Regions from separate parts of the Homo sapiens genome. Here region 2 is linked to region 1. Evidence: read pairs that join two places in POLR2A ChIA-PET (ENCODE). Cell type or tissue: PC-9. All regions are shown on one strand. Links, peaks and the distances in the headings refer to the core of each region. The heading gives the core; the rest is flanking DNA.

What was found. Peaks named below come from ENCODE experiments on the same cell type or tissue, not always from the same donor. Only the 100,000 strongest peaks of a DNase experiment are listed, where the experiment ranks them.
Region 2: POLR2A ChIA-PET joins it to region 1 with 10 read pairs; 14 of 35 experiments call an interaction of 5 or more read pairs at or near these places.

What each region holds. Positions count from the first base shown.
Region 1 is chr12:12,345,355-12,353,509 of GRCh38, reverse strand. It overlaps MANSC1 (MANSC domain containing 1), which reads left to right and starts at 3,268. Exons shown (of 4, transcript NM_018050.4): 1 at 3,268-3,432. RefSeq lists a silencer at 2,958-3,267. In PC-9, for the core only: CTCF peaks have their summits at 3,029 and 3,230; DNase peaks (open chromatin) are centred at 2,259 and 3,599; H3K4me3 peaks cover 2,035 bases; H3K27ac peaks cover 2,226 bases.
Region 2 is chr12:12,602,673-12,610,827 of GRCh38, reverse strand. No RefSeq gene overlaps it. Among named protein-coding and RNA genes, the nearest start is that of CREBL2, 5.1 kb to the left of the region's middle. RefSeq lists a silencer at 2,279-2,497. In PC-9, for the core only: a CTCF peak has its summit at 1,957; a DNase peak (open chromatin) is centred at 3,527; H3K27ac peaks cover 1,142 bases.

The DNA of each region.
Region 1 (8,155 bases), core at 1,439-6,438:
ATGCTATCATGGCTCACTACAGCCTCCTAAGAGCCTCCTAGGCTCTTAGGAGATCCTCCTGTCTCAGCCTCCCAAGTAGCTGAAACTACAGACGTGTACCACCACACCATGCTAATTTTTATTTTTTGTAGAGATGGAGTCTTGCTATGCTGCTCAGGCTGGCCTCAAACTCCTGGGCTTAAGTGATCCTCCTGCCTTGGCTTCCCAAAGCACTGGAATTACAGGCATGAGCCACTACACCTGGCCTTCATCACACTTAACTGTTTACACAGCCATTGATTTACTTTTTCTCCTTCTGAACTATGAACATCTTAAAGGTAGATCTCATTGGTATTACTGGTCTTTAGTTTCCCCTGCAGGTGCTTAATACATGTTTTTTTTTTTGTTTGTTTGTTTGTTTGTTTGTTTGTTTTTTGAGACAGAGTCTCACTCTTTCACCCAGGCTGGAGTGCAGTGGCTCGATCTCGGCTCACTACAAGCTCCACCTCCTGGGTTCACACCATTCTTCTGCCTCAGCCTCCCCAATAGCTGGGACTACAGGCGCGCGCCACCATACCCAGCTAATTTTTTGTATTTTTATTAGAGACAGGGTTTCACCATGTTAGCCAGGATGGTCTCGATCTCCTGACCTCGTGATCCACCCGCCTCGGCCTCCCAAAGTGCTGGGATTACAGGCGTGAGCCACTGCGCCTGGCTGCTTAATACATGTTTTCCGATTACTTTTAAAGAAATCTTTCTCCACATAGATGGGACTTCTAACCCTCAGAGAAGAGTGTCAAGAATCTCTTCAGGAAATGAAGTGACAATGGATATAATTTCTAAGTTATGACTCAGGCCAGAAATTAAAGTTTTTATTTTATTTTTAAGTAAGCCAAGTGCAGTGGCTCACACCTGTAATCCCAGCACTTTGGGAGGCCAAAGCAGGAGGATTGCTTGAGCCCAGGAGTTTGAGACTAGCCTGGGCAATGTAGCAAGACCTCATCTATACAAATAATTTAAAACACCGGGTACGGTGGGTCACGCCTATAATCCCAGCACTTTGGGAGGCCAAGGTGGGCAGATCACTTGATGTCAGGAGTTCAAGACCAGCCTGACCAACATGGTGAAACCCCGACTCTACTAAAAATACAAAAATTAGCTGGGCATGGTGGCATGAGCCTGTAATCTCAGCTACTCAGGAGACTGAAGCAGGAGAATTGCTTGAACCTGGGAGGCAGAAGTTGCAGTGAGCTGAGATCGTGCCACTGCACTCCAGCCTGGGCAACAGAGCGAGACTCCATCTCAAAATTAAAAAAAAAAAAAAAATTAAGAACATTAGCTGGGTGTGGTGTGCGTTTGTGGTCCCAGCTACTCAAGAGACTGAGGCAAAAGAATCACTTGAGCCCAGGTGGTCAAAGCTGCAGTGAGTCGTGATTGTGCCATTGCACTCCAGTGTGGGCAACAGAGCGAGACCCTGTCTAAAAAAATGAATAAATAAACAATGATATTTATAAATTAAACATATATAATAGAAAATATTTCTTTAATCATTATTTTAATCAATATCCTTTGTTCACTGTCATAACTGAAAAAATAACATATCACTTCAATGAAAACAGGTTCAGGCCGGGCACAGTGGCTCACGCCTGTAATCCTAGCACTTTGGGACGCCGAGGCGGGCGGATTGCCTGAGCTCAGGAGTTCGAGACCAGCCTGGGCAACACGGTGAAACCCCATCTCTACTAAAATAGAAAAAAATTAGCTGGGCGTGGCGGCATGTGCCTGTAGTCCCAGCTACTCAGGAGTCTGAGGCAAAAGAATTGCTATAACCCGGGAGGTGGAGGTTGCAGTGAGCCGAGATCACACCACTGCACTCCAGCCTGGGCAACACAGCGAGACTCCGTCTCTAAAAACAAACAAAACACAAAACAAAACAAAAAAAGAAACAGGTTCATTGTATTAAAGCACCGAATACGAAGTTTCTAATAATGGAAAGGTCTACTTTGTAACTAGCATGGATTACCCCATGTAGAGAGATTCAAAAACTGTGATAGCTCTACACCCTGAACCCTGAAGTGTATCAGATGATAAAAGATAAAACACACTTGCAGATCAGTCCCTTGTTGCATCAGGAAAATCACTGCAATGGGAAATTACTCTGGTGTTTACTTTTCTTTGGTAACTCTTTCAAACCTAGCTTTAGCAACATTGTAATTCAAGAGTCATCCTTTGGTTACAAGTAGAGTTAGTTTCACACAATGGACCTTTGTTCACAAGCATTCTCAGTCAACCTAATCCTCCTGTAGTTATTGGTTAAGACTAGGGTGTGTAGCTGTTGGCCGTACAGGCCTAGACTTAACTTGCAATTGCATAGCGCTTCAGGTCTGCAAGCTCTTTCAAAACAGAGGTGAAGATACTGTCAAAGGTTAGACCATATGGCAAACTAAGTGTCAATGGTTTAGTAACGTTGCATTTGTGTGTGTGTTTATGGAGGTGGGGATGGGGCCAGCAGTAATTTAGAAACTTCCACAACCTATGCCCTATGCAGTTCTTTTCCATTCATTCAGTCAACAAAAATATTTTAGTTAAATATTTACTGAGCACCTATTGTGTACCAGGCACTATGCTAAGTGTTAGGGATACAGTTTTAATATATGTTACAGACACCAGCATTTTCACCATTATTATCCTATCTACAAACAATAAATCCCGCAGAAAGCCAAATACCTTCCCTGAAGTTTGTCTTGCAGATAATATTTAACTCAAGAATTGCCATCTTTAATTGAGGACTCCATCCTCCAATTATGGAAAGAGGATTCTCAGAACTATGCCCCCAATAGGATGCACTATAAGCCCTTGAACATCAAAAAACTGCTCTCAGTGGTTGCCTCTGAGGAGGGAGACTAGGAGACTGGGGCACGGGGGTGAGGGGTAGACTTGTCTCTGTGTCTATTTTTGTACTGTTTGACATTTTCCCCATGTGCATTTATTTTAACTTGCGCGGGCCGCGAGGCAAGGCTCACCTGCAGACCCTCGGGCCACCAGCAGGGAGGCACGCACTCCCCCTCGCAGCGCGCCCAGCCCGGGGTCAGCGGTGTGGCTGAGCTGGGGGGGAGCGCGGGGCGGTGGGGGGAGCCACCTCCCTGCGGGGCTCAGCGCTGGGGCCGGGAGCCCGGAGCCTCCGCGGGGAGGGACGCGCTAATGTTGCCGGGAAGCAGCTCCGGGTTGCAGGGCAGGAACGTGCCCTTCCCCCGCGGCAAACTTGCCGTCGCTGCGACGGAAGCAGGAACTTGCTAACCACAAAACCCGCCAGGCCGGTGCGGGAGCTGCGGAGCATCCGCTGCGGTCCTCGCCGAGACCCCCGCGCGGATTCGCCGGTCCTTCCCGCGGGCGCGACAGAGCTGTCCTCGCACCTGGATGGCAGCAGGGGCGCCGGGGTCCTCTCGACGCCAGGTAAAGGGGTCTCCCCAATACCCACCCCCGACCGGCCGCAGGCGACGTCGCTACCTGCGGAGAGAGTCGGTCCCCTCCTTTCCAGGGGCCGAGGCTCCTTCACCCACACCCGAGCATCCAAAGGACCAGCTGGGGCCAATAAGGGCTGACCAGGATCCTTGAGTCGCTGCAGTATTCCAAAGGGGACCTCTAGGCGGGCTCAAGGCACCTGCCATAAATGGCTCTGGCTCTGCGTTGACATCAGAAGGAGAGGCAGAAGAATAGCTCAGTAGGCAACATGCATTTCCTCAAAGGAAGAGAAAATGTTCCCTGTTTTCTTGTCGTTGACTCTGTATTCATTATTGAAACTGCTAATTGTCTAATTCTCTGTAGAGTGTGTGTGTGTATACAGTTATAAGCATCTTGGTAAATTATAGTGTGCTGTAAGACGATTTCCAATATTTGAACTAATTACGTGCGAGTAAGTTTTAGCGACTCTTGTATGCAGACGTTAAAACTCAGGGGCATCCTCTCTCACCCGCCTGTATCCTTTTACCCCGTCTTTCAACAAGATTCAACTCGACTTCAGGCCCTTAAAGCCTAAATAATAATGGATTAGAAAACGTCGCTAACCTAATATTGCTGAGCCTCTTTAATGATATAAAACTCTTAAACACTTCTCTCAATGCTGCATACTGAAAACAACTCCTGCCCCATCTCCTTACATAGTTCAGGTTTCTTTGCAAAAGCTTGAAAAGAGGCTACATTAGAATCCATTCAAAATAAAGTATTGGCCTGGTTTTCTCTTGATTCCCTAGAGGCTTGCAAAATATGGCAGCGTATTAAGTACCTTGGCCAGAATTATTAACCTGGGGAGTCCACGATAAGGTATCCATGGATAGAATTCAGGATGTCTGTGAACTTGAGTGGAAAAAATTATTATTTCACCGACTTCTGAAATGGAATGTAGGCAAAAGCCACAGTAGTATTAGCAGTAGCTATGATTTGCCCCCTGTAAATATTGCCGATATCTTTATATCACATGACTTGTTGCACGTTTCAAAATATTATCTATACTCAATACCACGTCAAAATTATGGCAGTTATTAGATGACCACTTGTTACTTAATAGGTTAATAAAGAAGCACATATTATGTCCCACAACTTTTTGTAAGTTTTAACTAAAATGAGGATAATAATGGGATCTGTAAAGATTAAATGACATGATATATATAAAGTGCTTAGCATAGAAACTGGCATTTTAGACGCAATAAATGTTACTATTTTACTGTATACAGAATTTTGACAAACAGCAAGAAAAGTATTAGACTTGTGTTTTATTACCATATACTGGTTTGTTTCTGGGTTTTTTTTTTTTTTTGGTTTTACCTTTTTTTAAAACTAAAAGTCCATAGTTCACATAATGTTCACTCTGTGTGTTTTACATTTCTATGGGTTTTGACAGATGTTCAATAACATGTATCCTCCATTACAGTGTTATACAGAATAGTCTCAATGCCCCAAATATCCCTTGCACTCCACCGATTCATCCTCCCACTCCTGTTCTCCTGGTGACCACTGGCCTTCTTACTGCCGCTGTAGTTTGCCTTTTTTAGAACGTCATACAGTTAGATTCATATCTGTTCAGACTGGCTTCTTTGACTTAGGAATATGCAGTTAAGATTCCTCCATGTCTTTTTGTGGCTTGATAGTTCATTTATTTTTATTACTGAGTAATATTCCAATGTATGGATGTATCTCATTTTGTTTATTCATCTATTGATGGGCATCTTGGTTGCTTTTAGTTTTTGGCAATTATGAATAAAGCTACTACAAATATTCTATTGCAGATTTTTGTGTGGACATAAGTTTTCAATTCATTTGAGTGAATACATAGGAGGACAATTGCTGAATTGTATGGTAAGGCTGCATTTAGCTTGGTAAGAAACTGCCAAACTTCTCCCAAAGTGGCTGTACCATTTTGCATTCCCCAACAGCAATGAATGAGAATTTTTCCTTTTTTTTTTTTCTTTTTTGAGATAGGGTCTCACTCTGTTGCCCAGGCTGGAGTGCAGTGGCATGATCTCGGCTCACTGCAACCTCCACGTCCCGGGTTCAAGCGATTCTTCTGCCTCAGCCTCCCAAGTAGCTGGGATTACAGGCACCTGCCACCATATCTGGCTAATTTTTGTATTTTTTTTTAGTAGAGATGGGGTTTCACCATGTTGGTCAGGCTGATCTCAAACTCCTGACCTCAAGTGATCTGCCCACCTTGGCCTCCCAAAGTGCTGGGATTACAGATGTGAGCCACCGCGCCCAGGCGAGAATTTCTGTTGCTCCATGTCCTTGTATTTGGTATTGTCCATTTTTTGGATTTTAGCCATTCTCATAGGTGGGTAGTGGTATCTTGTTTGAATTTGCAATCCCCTAATGACATATGATGTTAGATACCTTTTCATATGCTTATTTGTCATCTGTATATCTTCTTTGATAAGGTGTCTGCTCAGATCTTCTGTCCATTGAGTTTCTTTTCTTATTGCTGACTTGAGTTCTTTGTATATTTTGGATACCAGTCCTTTATCACAGGGTTCCCCAACCCCTGGGCCGCAGACCAGTACCTATTAGGAAATGGGCCACACAGCAGGAGGTGAGCAGTGGGCCAGAGAGCAAAGCTTCCTCTGTATTTACATTATGCATTACTGCCTGAGCTCCACCTCCTGTCAGATCAGTGGTGGCCGTAGATTCTCATCGGCGCACGAACCCTGTTGTGAACTGCACATGTGAGGGATCTAGGCTGCACACTCCTTATGAGAATCTAATGCCTGATGATCTGTCACTGTCTCCCATCACCCCCAGATGGTACTGTCTAGTTGCAGGAAGACAAGCTCAGGGCTCCCACTGATTCTACATTATGTTGAGTTGTATAATTATGTCGTTATATATTATAATGTAATAATAGAAATAAAGTGCACAATAAATACAATGCACTTGAATCATCCTGAACCATACCCCCACAACGCCGTCCATGGAAAAATTGTCTTCCATGAAACTGGTCCCTGGTGCGAGAAAGGCTATGGACTGCTGCTTTATCAGATGTGTGTTTCACAAATATTTCCTCCAAAAAAAAAAAAACCACCTCAAATATTTCCTCCAAGTCTGTGGTTTATCTTTTCATTCTCTTTAACGGTATCTTTTGTAGAGCAGAAGTTTTTAAATTTAATGAAGTCCAACATCAAATTTTTCTTTCATGGAGTGTGCTTTTGGTATTGTATTTAAAAACTCATCACCTAATCTAAGGTCACAAGGATTTTCTTCTGTTATTTTCTAGAAATTTTATGGTTTTATATTTTACATTTAGGTCTGTGATCCATTTAGAGCTAAATTTTGTGAAAGGTGTAAAGTATGTGGCTAGATTTATTTATTTATTCATTTTTGCAAATGGATATCCAGTTGTTCCAGTACCATTTTTGGAAAAGACTGTCCTTTCTCCATTGAATCCCCTTTGCTCCTTTGTCAAAGATCAGTTGACTCTCTTTGTGAGGGTCTATTTCTGGGTTTACTATTCCATTCCATTGATCTGTTTGTCTATTCTTTTTCTAATACCATACTTTTTTGATTATTGTAGCTTTACGGTAAGTGTTGAAGTCAGGTAGTATCAGTCTTCCAACTTTGTTCTTTAGTATTCTGGACTGTTCTTGGTCTTTTCTGCATTTCCATGTAAATTTTAAAATCAGTTGGTTGATATCCAAAAAATAACTTTGGGCTTTTGATTAAGACTGTATTTAATCTGTAGCTCAAGTTGGGAAGCACTGATACCTTTTTTTTTTTGAGACGGAGTCTCGCTCTGTCGCCCAGGCTGCAGTGCAGTGGCGCAATCTCGGCTTGCTGCAAGCTCCGCCTGGGGTTCATGCCATTCTCCTGCCTCAGCCTCCCGAGTAGCTGGGACTACAGGCGGCCGCCACCACGCCCAGCTAACTTTTTGTATTTTTAGTAGAGACGGGGTTTCACCGTGTTAGCCAGGATGGTTGTGATCTCCTGACCTCATGATCTGCCTGCCTCGGCCTCCCAAAGTGCTGGGATTACAGGCTTGAGCCATGGCGCCTGGCCAGGAAGCACTGATATGTTAACAAAATAAAGTCTTCCTATCCATGAACATGTTATATCTCTCTATTTATTAGCTCCTCTTTGATTTCTTTCACCAGGATTTTGTAGGGACATTCTAAAATCTATTTTGGTAATTATATTTCACTATAACTGGCTTCCTTTGGAATCCTACATATTCCATTTTATGCATTTTTAAATATGTCTCACAAAAGAGATCCTGAGCTTCCTCAGACTATCAAAGGGGTTAATAAACAAAGGTTAAAGAAGTAGTAATTCTGCTCTAAGCTATCATTCAGCAAACAATTTGTATTCAACAAAATGTTTAATGAAATGTTAAAAGGAAATGTGGAGGTTGATAGGTGAGGATAATTTCTTGTATTGTCTTGCCAGTTTAACATTTATTTTTCCTAAAAGAACCAGCATCTCAATAGAGTTGGCATTATACATAGTGTGACTTTTGTATTTTTAAGGCTGTCAAAAAGAAAACCTGCCCCTAAACTTTCCTTTAACTGAGGCAGCGTATTCCTCCTGCTGACTGGCTAATTTCTAGAATTAGATTATTAGAGTTTTCTAACTCTGATTTGATACTTCTTAAGGAGAAGCAGCAATAGGAAAGACTATCTCAGTTTCTTCATTATAA
Region 2 (8,155 bases), core at 1,429-6,428, 260 kb before region 1:
GTTACAAAAAATTTAAAAATTACTTGGGTGTGGTGGTGGTGCTTGTAGTCCTAGCCACTCGGGAGGCCCAGGTGGGAGGATCGTTTGAGCCCTGGAGTTGGAGGCTGAAGTGAGCTGTGATCACGGCACTCCAGCCTGGGCAACAGAGCAAGACTCTGTCTCAAAAAAAAAGGAAAGAAATATTATTCAGCAATGAAAAAAAATGAAGGGATATACACACTTCAATATGTCTGAACCTTGAAAACTTTATGTGAAGTGAAAAAAGCCAGACACAATAGGCCACATATTGTATGATTCCATTTATAATGAAGTGTCTGGAACAGGCACATCTAAATAGACCAAAAAATCCATTAGTGGTTGCCAAGGGCTAGGGTTGAAGAATGGCAGGGATGGAGGGATCCTGGAAAGGAGAGTGACGGTTAATGAGTACTGGGTTTCTTTTTGAGGTGATGAAAATGATCTAAAATTCAGCCGGGCATGGTGGCTCACGCCTGTAATCCCAGCACTTTGGGAGGCCGAGGTGGGCTGATCACCTGAGGTCAGGAGTTCGAGACCAGCCTGACCAACATGGAGAAACCCATCTCTACTAAAAATACAAAGTTGGCCAGGCCTGGGAGAGCATACCTGTAATCCCAGCTACGTGGGAGGCTGAGGCAGGAGAATGGCTTAAACCCAGGAGGCGGAGGTTGCAGTGAGTTGAGACCGTGCCATTGCACTCCAGCCTGAGCAACAAGAGCGAAACTCCGACTCAAAAAAAAAAAAAAAAAAAAAGAAGAAAAGAAAATTATCTAAAATTGATTTTGGTGATGGTTGCACATCCTGTGAATATATTAAAAACCACTAAATTGTAGTTTAACTGTAGTTAAACCACTTTAAATGAGTGGATTATATCTCAATAAAGTTATTTTAAAAATAACTGGCTGTGTCCTCATTTAATAAAGTCAGTGAGCTTGTTTTTACTGTTGTTTTTGTTTTGGCCTACCTCGGGCCTTTGAGAACTTGACAAAGATTGCATATTTGTCAATGCTGCTCCTGAAGAGCCCTTTGGCTCACACCTTTTCAAAGACTCACAAAGTGCTTTCTCAACCCTTGCAAAATCCAACTGAGGTAGAGTTCTCAGATTTAGCAATATAGACACAGAATACTCAATTACATTCGAATTTCAGATAAACCGCAAATACTCTTTTAGGAAAGTGTGTCCCATGCAACTTTTTTTTTTTTTTTTGAGACAGAGTTTCGCTCTGTCACCCAGGCTGGAGTGCAGTGGTGCAATCTCGGCTCATTACAGCCTCTGCCTCCCAGGTTCATGCCATTCTCCTGCCTCAGCCTCCCGAGTAGCTGGGACTACAGGCGCCCACCACCACGCCCAGCTAATTTTTGTATTTTTAGTACAGACTGGGTTTCACCGTGTTATCTAGGATGGTCTCTATCTCCTGACCTCGTGATCCGCCCGCCTCGGCCTCCCAAAGTGCTGGAATTACAGGCATGAGCCACTGCACCTAGTAGGTGTATTAACTTCTAAAATTACAGTGTAAATCCTCAAGGACTTTATAATCCAGGAGGTGACATACAGAAAACTTAGACCATTCACTAAACAAAGCATCTGGTAAAAAATAATACAGATCAAGTTTAATATCTATGTGGTGATAAGTTGAAGGTAAGAGGATGTAAAACTTATGGTGGGCAGGGAAAGCTGCGCATCAGACTGATTAGAAGAGCAAACACAGCAAAGTGTTTTTTAAATGGTTAGGGGAAGAATGTGCTCTCAGCATCCTGGATGTGTTCTATATCTACGGTTCTCAATCTTTTTTTCCTATATCATCTTCTCAAAAGGAACCTCCAAGGCATGCAATTCCTTTAAAAAACACATACATTTCTCCTCTCTTCACTCCCTCCCCAACAGTCACAAACACATTTCATATACTCTCAGACACCCCACATAGAGGCACTGTTGGCCTATGTTGCATCAAGCCTCTGTCACTGCTATGGAGTTTCTTGTAGTAACTTTCTAAGTAGCATGGTGCACACCCACTCCTAATGGGTCTGCATGCCTCCATGCCCTCATCTATCTGTCTGCCTCCTGGTCCCCTTACCGCTGGGCACAGGTGTCTAAACAGAGCCAAGATGATCATGTTACTCCCTGGGCCACATGGGTCTTCTTGGGCTCATATCCCCTGGGGAACATCACAGAGAAAGAATGCTCATTAAAATAGCTTGTTAGGCCCAAGCTGGCTTTCCATTTAGTTTGACACTTTTTTTTTTCTTTTTTGAGGTGGAGTCTAGCTCTGTTGCCAGGATGGAGTGCAGTGGCATGATCTCAGCTCACTGCAACCTCTGCCTCCCGGGTTCAAGCAATCCTCCTACCTCAGACTCCCAAGTAGCTGGGATTATAGGCATGTGCCAGCATGCCCAGCTAATTTTTGTATTTTTAGTAGGGACAGGGTTTCACCATGTTGGCCAGGATGGTCTCAATCTCCTGACCTCAGGTGATCGGCCCACCTTGGCCTCCCAAAGTGTTGGGATTACAGGTGTGAGCCACTGCACCTGGCCAGTTTGACATGTTTGAGTCTGAAAAATTTTAAAACTGTCCAACCCTTTCCAAACATCCATTGGAAATTAAAAATGTCTGATGCAATTCTGGAAATTTTTGCTAGATCCATCTCCAATAAAATCTAGAAATAGCAATAATTTTTTTTAAAGGCCTACCAAGGAAAAGACAAAGATGGGCCGGGTGTGGTGGCTCACGCCTGTAATCCCAGCACTTTGGGAGGCTGAGGCAGGCAGATCACGAGGTCAGGAGATCGAGACCATCCTGGCTAACACGGTGAACCCCATCTCTACTAAAAATACAAAAAATTAGCCAGGCATGGTGGCAGTCCCCTGTAGTCCCAGCTACTCGGGAGGCTGAGGCAGGAGAATGGCGTGAACCCAGGAGGCAGAGCTTGCAGTGAGCCGAGATTGCACTACTGCACTCCAGCCTGGGTGACAGAGCGAGACTCCATCTCAAAAAAAAAAAAAAGACAAAGATGGCCATGAAATCTACCATGGTAACTTCTGACGCATCTTACCACACATCCTAAACTTGGGGAAGAAGGTATTCTAGAGTCATCCTAGAAATGCCCATTCATAACTTCTCTGTCTTTGGCTTGTCTTTTCAAAGAATTGATCATCCATGGCTGGGTGATAAAAAGTTTTAAATGCAGCATGGTTCGTACAGTGAATTTGAGGATAGTTCAAATCATGACACAGAGACTGAGAAAGGAAAGGAGAAAAACTATTCAAAGTAAAAAACAAACCACTAATTGAAGAAAGGTAGGGGGTGGCATGAGATTAAGTGAGGAGGGTAAGGGAACAAAAATTAACCTTATTATAGAAACCACAAACGAGGCGAACAGTACAATATTCTACATTCAGGAATGCCATGGCTACGTTGATATGTAAATCTGGCACTTGAACAAAAGAGTAATTATTGCTGCTAATATGGTAATCCTCAGAGGTACAGAGAAAAAGTGGGTGGGTCATGTGAAATTCATGAAATGCTTGAGGTGAACTCACTGTCGAAGTATTAGTCATGTTTTGTTTTGTGTGTGGTTTTTTCCAATTTATTTTATAGATAAGTCTTCCTCTGTACTTTTCGTTTTCTAAAAGTTTAGCTTATTTTCAAAAGGCTATAAAATACTCTATTGGAAACGTTTGTTTTTGTTCTAAAGGCATTTTGCAACATGCCTCCCCTCCTTTGGCCTACACGGACAAATATGCCTACATTTGCATACAGCACAGTACCTATTTACTCTCTGTATTGGTTAGAAAGTTCAGAGACAACAGTCAAAAGGAACATTTTCAGACTGAGCACATAACTCAGCCTCCAGCTTGTTAGCAGGAGCAAAATAAATAAATAAAGCCAAGAAGTACTGAAGCAGTCTGTTGACAAGGAAAAAGAGACCCAATCAGCATAAAAATAAGGAAGAGAAAATGAAGCTCAAGGAACTAAAACCTTCCAAGCTCAAACTTTCCCTCACCTCTTCCCCTTCACCAACATACTAAAAGCTTCCCTTCAAATGCAACACCAGTAGTTCTTGATACTGTACTATTTACTCTTTTCTGCTTAAAATACTGTTGTTGTTTCTTTCTTTCTTTTTTTTTTTTTTTGAGATGGAGTCTTCACTCTGTCGCCCAGGCTGGAGTGCAGTGGTGTGATCTCGACTCACTGCAACCTCTGCCTCCCAGGTTCAAGCGATTCTCCTGCCTCAGCCTCCCGAGTAGCTGGGATTACAATGTGTCACCACACCCAGCTAATTTTTGTACTTTTAGTAGAGACGGGCTTTCACCATGTTGGCCAACCTGGTCTCAAACTCCCGACCTCAGGTGATCCACCTGCCTTGGCCTCCCAAAGTGCTGGAATTACAGGCCACCGTGCCTGGCCTACTGTTGCTGTTTCTAAGCCATATACGTCCCTCGCCCAGTGAGAAAGAATAAAATGCGCCCTTATTTGAGGAAATAATAGAAAATGTATTTATTTGGCCAATAAGCAACTGTTTAAAACTGAGCAACCCTTTGTAAGAGAGGGCTTTCCAAGCATCCCTATTAGTCATTTACACTTTAGTATGGATATGCTTCTTTTTCTCTTACCTGCTCCCTAAATATTAATTTAACACAGGGTTTACATGGGGGAGAAAAGAGGAATATATGGTTTTGGAGGATGGATGTTATAAGAGGGGGAAGATCTGAGTAGATCTGATTGCTGTGGTTGGGCTTTCAGCATTTGAAGAGCAGCAAGTAGAAACTGGATACCCATGGGGGTTAGGGTCGGGGAGGTAGGAGAGAGCTGAGAAAGTATAGTCCAGTACCTTCTTTAACAATTCTCGGCCAGCCACGGTGGCTCACCCCTGTAATCCCAGCACTTTGGGAGGCTGAGACGGGCGGATCACGAGGTCAGGAGATGGAGACCATCCTGGCTAACACGGTGAAACCCCGTCTCTACTAAAAATACAAAAAATTAGCTGGGCGTGGTGACGGCCGCCTGTAGTCCCAGCTACTTGGGAGGCTGAGGCAGGAGAATGGCATGAACCCAGGAGGCAGATCTGGCAGTGAGCCGAGATTGCGCCACTGCACTCCAGCCTGGGCGACAGAGCGAGACTCCGTCTCAAAAAAAAACAAAAAACAAACAACCCGAAAAAATAAAACCAATTCTCCCTTCTGTTCCTTTCTGTCCAAAAGGAGTAATTTTCAGTTGTACCTTAGATTTCTGGTGTTAAGATTGAGTGCCACGGCGTTCATTCAAGGGGCTTATAAATCCTTCCAGTCCTTTCCCCAGGGCCACTAACACTTCAAATTCCCAGGTGTCCCTAATTTGAGAGTAACCTTCTGAGAATAGCATTAGACCCTGGCTGTCCCCTCCCTGCCAATAAACCTAATATTCCTTTCTCTACCCAGCATTTATGAACCCCTTCACCACCAAGAGCCTGATCATTTAGTTTGGTGGTGGTGGCAGCGGCCGGCGGGACCAAGGGCACCTCCTACGTACACAGGAGGAGTATTTCATTTCTCCTTAATGAAGGCTGTGGCCCTGACCCCTCAGCACTGTCTCCAGTTAGGAACACACCCAAAGCAGTTAATTAGGCAGCCTGGAGAAAACCAGAGATCCACTATAGAAAGGAAGGGATATTTATTGAGGAACAGAAGTCGTCTTTTAAAAAGTGTTTATTTTTGGCAATAAAGAGCACATTTTTCTTCTGCTGCTAAAGAAGAAAAGGTGCCTGGCCCTGTGTGTGTCTGTTGGGTAAACCCTCAGGAGATGACTGCATCAGACCTGCAGATGTCTAAACTTGCTGTAGCACGTTACACTTATCGCTTGAAACGCTTTTTTTAAAAAGCAAGTTTCAGAGTCCACTTTTGAGCTTGTTGTTTCCAGTGTAAGGTTGGTAAGCCCAGCGGTTTTGTTGAATGGAAATCTGACAGGGCTCCTCTTCTGGATCTTGTATTTTTAAGGGAGAAAAGATTGGAACCCTGAGTCGTTAGGAGGAAGTTTGCTTTTGGTACCTGGAAACTTCACAAGAGTAGCAGGGGAACCATTTCTTACTTCATAAATAGCCTTAACTGTTCCATTTTTTGCTTCAATCTTCCCCATTTCTAAGAAAAAAATACAAGGAAATTTACTATTGAAATGCTATCAAACCTACTTATGACCATAAAGATATTTTCGAAAAGCCATAAATATTTATGGGGATTTAAGTGCTAACAACATTTCTTTTCTTCTTTCTTTTTCTTTTTTTTTTTTGATAGAGAGTCTTGCTCTGTCCCCCAGGCTAGAGTACAGTGGCACGGTCTCAGCTCACTGCAACCTCTGCCTCCCTGGTTCAAGCGATTCTCCTGCCTCAGCCTCCTGAGTAGCTGGGATTACCGGTGTGTGCCACCACACCTGGCTAATTTTTGTATTTTTAGTAGAGACAGGGTTTCGCCATGTTGGCCAGCCAGGTTGGTCTTGAACTCCTGACCTCAGGTGATCCACCCACCTCAGCCTCCCAAAGTGCTGGGATTACAGGCGTGAGCCACCGCGCCTGGCCCAACATTTCTTGACTCTAAGTTATATACTGTCTATTGCTAGATGTAAATATCTCTTTCTTTTGGCTTATTTTATAATACTATGGATATTCTGATTTTTCTGTTTGGGATCATATAGTAGTCACACATATTTATTTTTTGACTTATATAATCTACATATTTTAAAGCATAAAAGCATATTTTCAATTCCTTTGACTTTTTTTTTTTTTTTTTTTTTTTTTTTTGAGACAGAGTCTCACTCTGTTGCCCAGGCTGGAGTACAGTGGTGTGATCTCGGCTCACTGCAACCCCCACCTCCCGGGTTCAAACGATTCTCCTGCCTCAGCCTCCCGAGTAGCAGAGATTACAGGCGCCCTTATTGCTTCTCGGCCTTTGGCTAAGATCAAGTATACAGGCGCCCACCACCATGCCCAGCTAATTTCTGTATTTTTAGTAGAAACAGGGTTTTGCCATGTTGGACAGACTGGTCTTGAACTCTTAACCTCAGGTGATCTGCCCCCCTTGGCCTCCCAAAATGTTGGGTTACAGGCGTGAGCCACCGCGCCCAGCCTCCTTTAATTTTAAAAGGCTTCCTTCATCTGTATAGAAAGATTTCCATCGTAGGCTTTATCTTTAAATCTTTCTGCTTGTACAAAGAATTGTTCTCCAAAACATTTGTTTAAATCTGAAGGTAGTTAATGTCATTCTTTGGTTAATTCAATGTTACATGAACAACATAGCACCTAATATTTTGTGATAAATTATAAAATTTTTAGTGATAATACCAGTTAATGGTTTCCAAAAATGTTCATGTGAATATTATCTCTTGTAGGAATGAAGGTGTTGTCACTTAGAATCTAACCTAACATGCTATTTCTGTCACCAACAACAGTTCTTTGTTAGAGGGCATAGTTGTTCTAGCTAATGTTTTATATATATATATATACATTTTTTTTTTGAGATGGAGTTTCGCTTTTGTTGCCCAGGCTGGAGTGCAATGGTGCATCTCGGCTCAACACAACCTCTACCTCCCAGGTTCAAGCAATTGTTCTGCCTGAGCCTCCCGAGTAGCTAGGATTACAGGCATGAGTCACCATGCCTGGCTAATTTTGTATTTTTAGTAGAGACGGGGTTTCTCCATGTTGGTCAGGCTGGTCTTGAACTCCCAACCTCAGGTTATCCACCCGCCTTGGCCTCCCAAAGTGCTGGGATTACAGGCATGAGCCACTGCGCTCAGCCATCCCTAAAAGTTTGATAAATTTTGCTTAGTAGCCACTTTTGGCTCTGTTATGCATATATGTGTCCAGGCTGGAGTGCAGTGGCACAATCATAGTTTACTGTAACCTCAAACTCTTGGGCTTCAGTGTTCCTCAGTGATCCTTCTGCCTCAGTCTCCCAAGTAGATGGGCTAATATGCCCAGCATTAAAAAAAAAAAAAAATTGTAGAGGAGGTGGGGGTTGGGTAATGGAATCTCACCATGTTGCCCAGGCTGGTCTCCACTTCCTGGCCTTCAAGTGATCCTCTCACCTCAGGCTGCCGGTAAAGACTTTTTTTTTTTTTTTTTTTTGAGGCAGAGTCTCACACTCTGTCACCTAGGCTGGAGTGCAAGTGGTG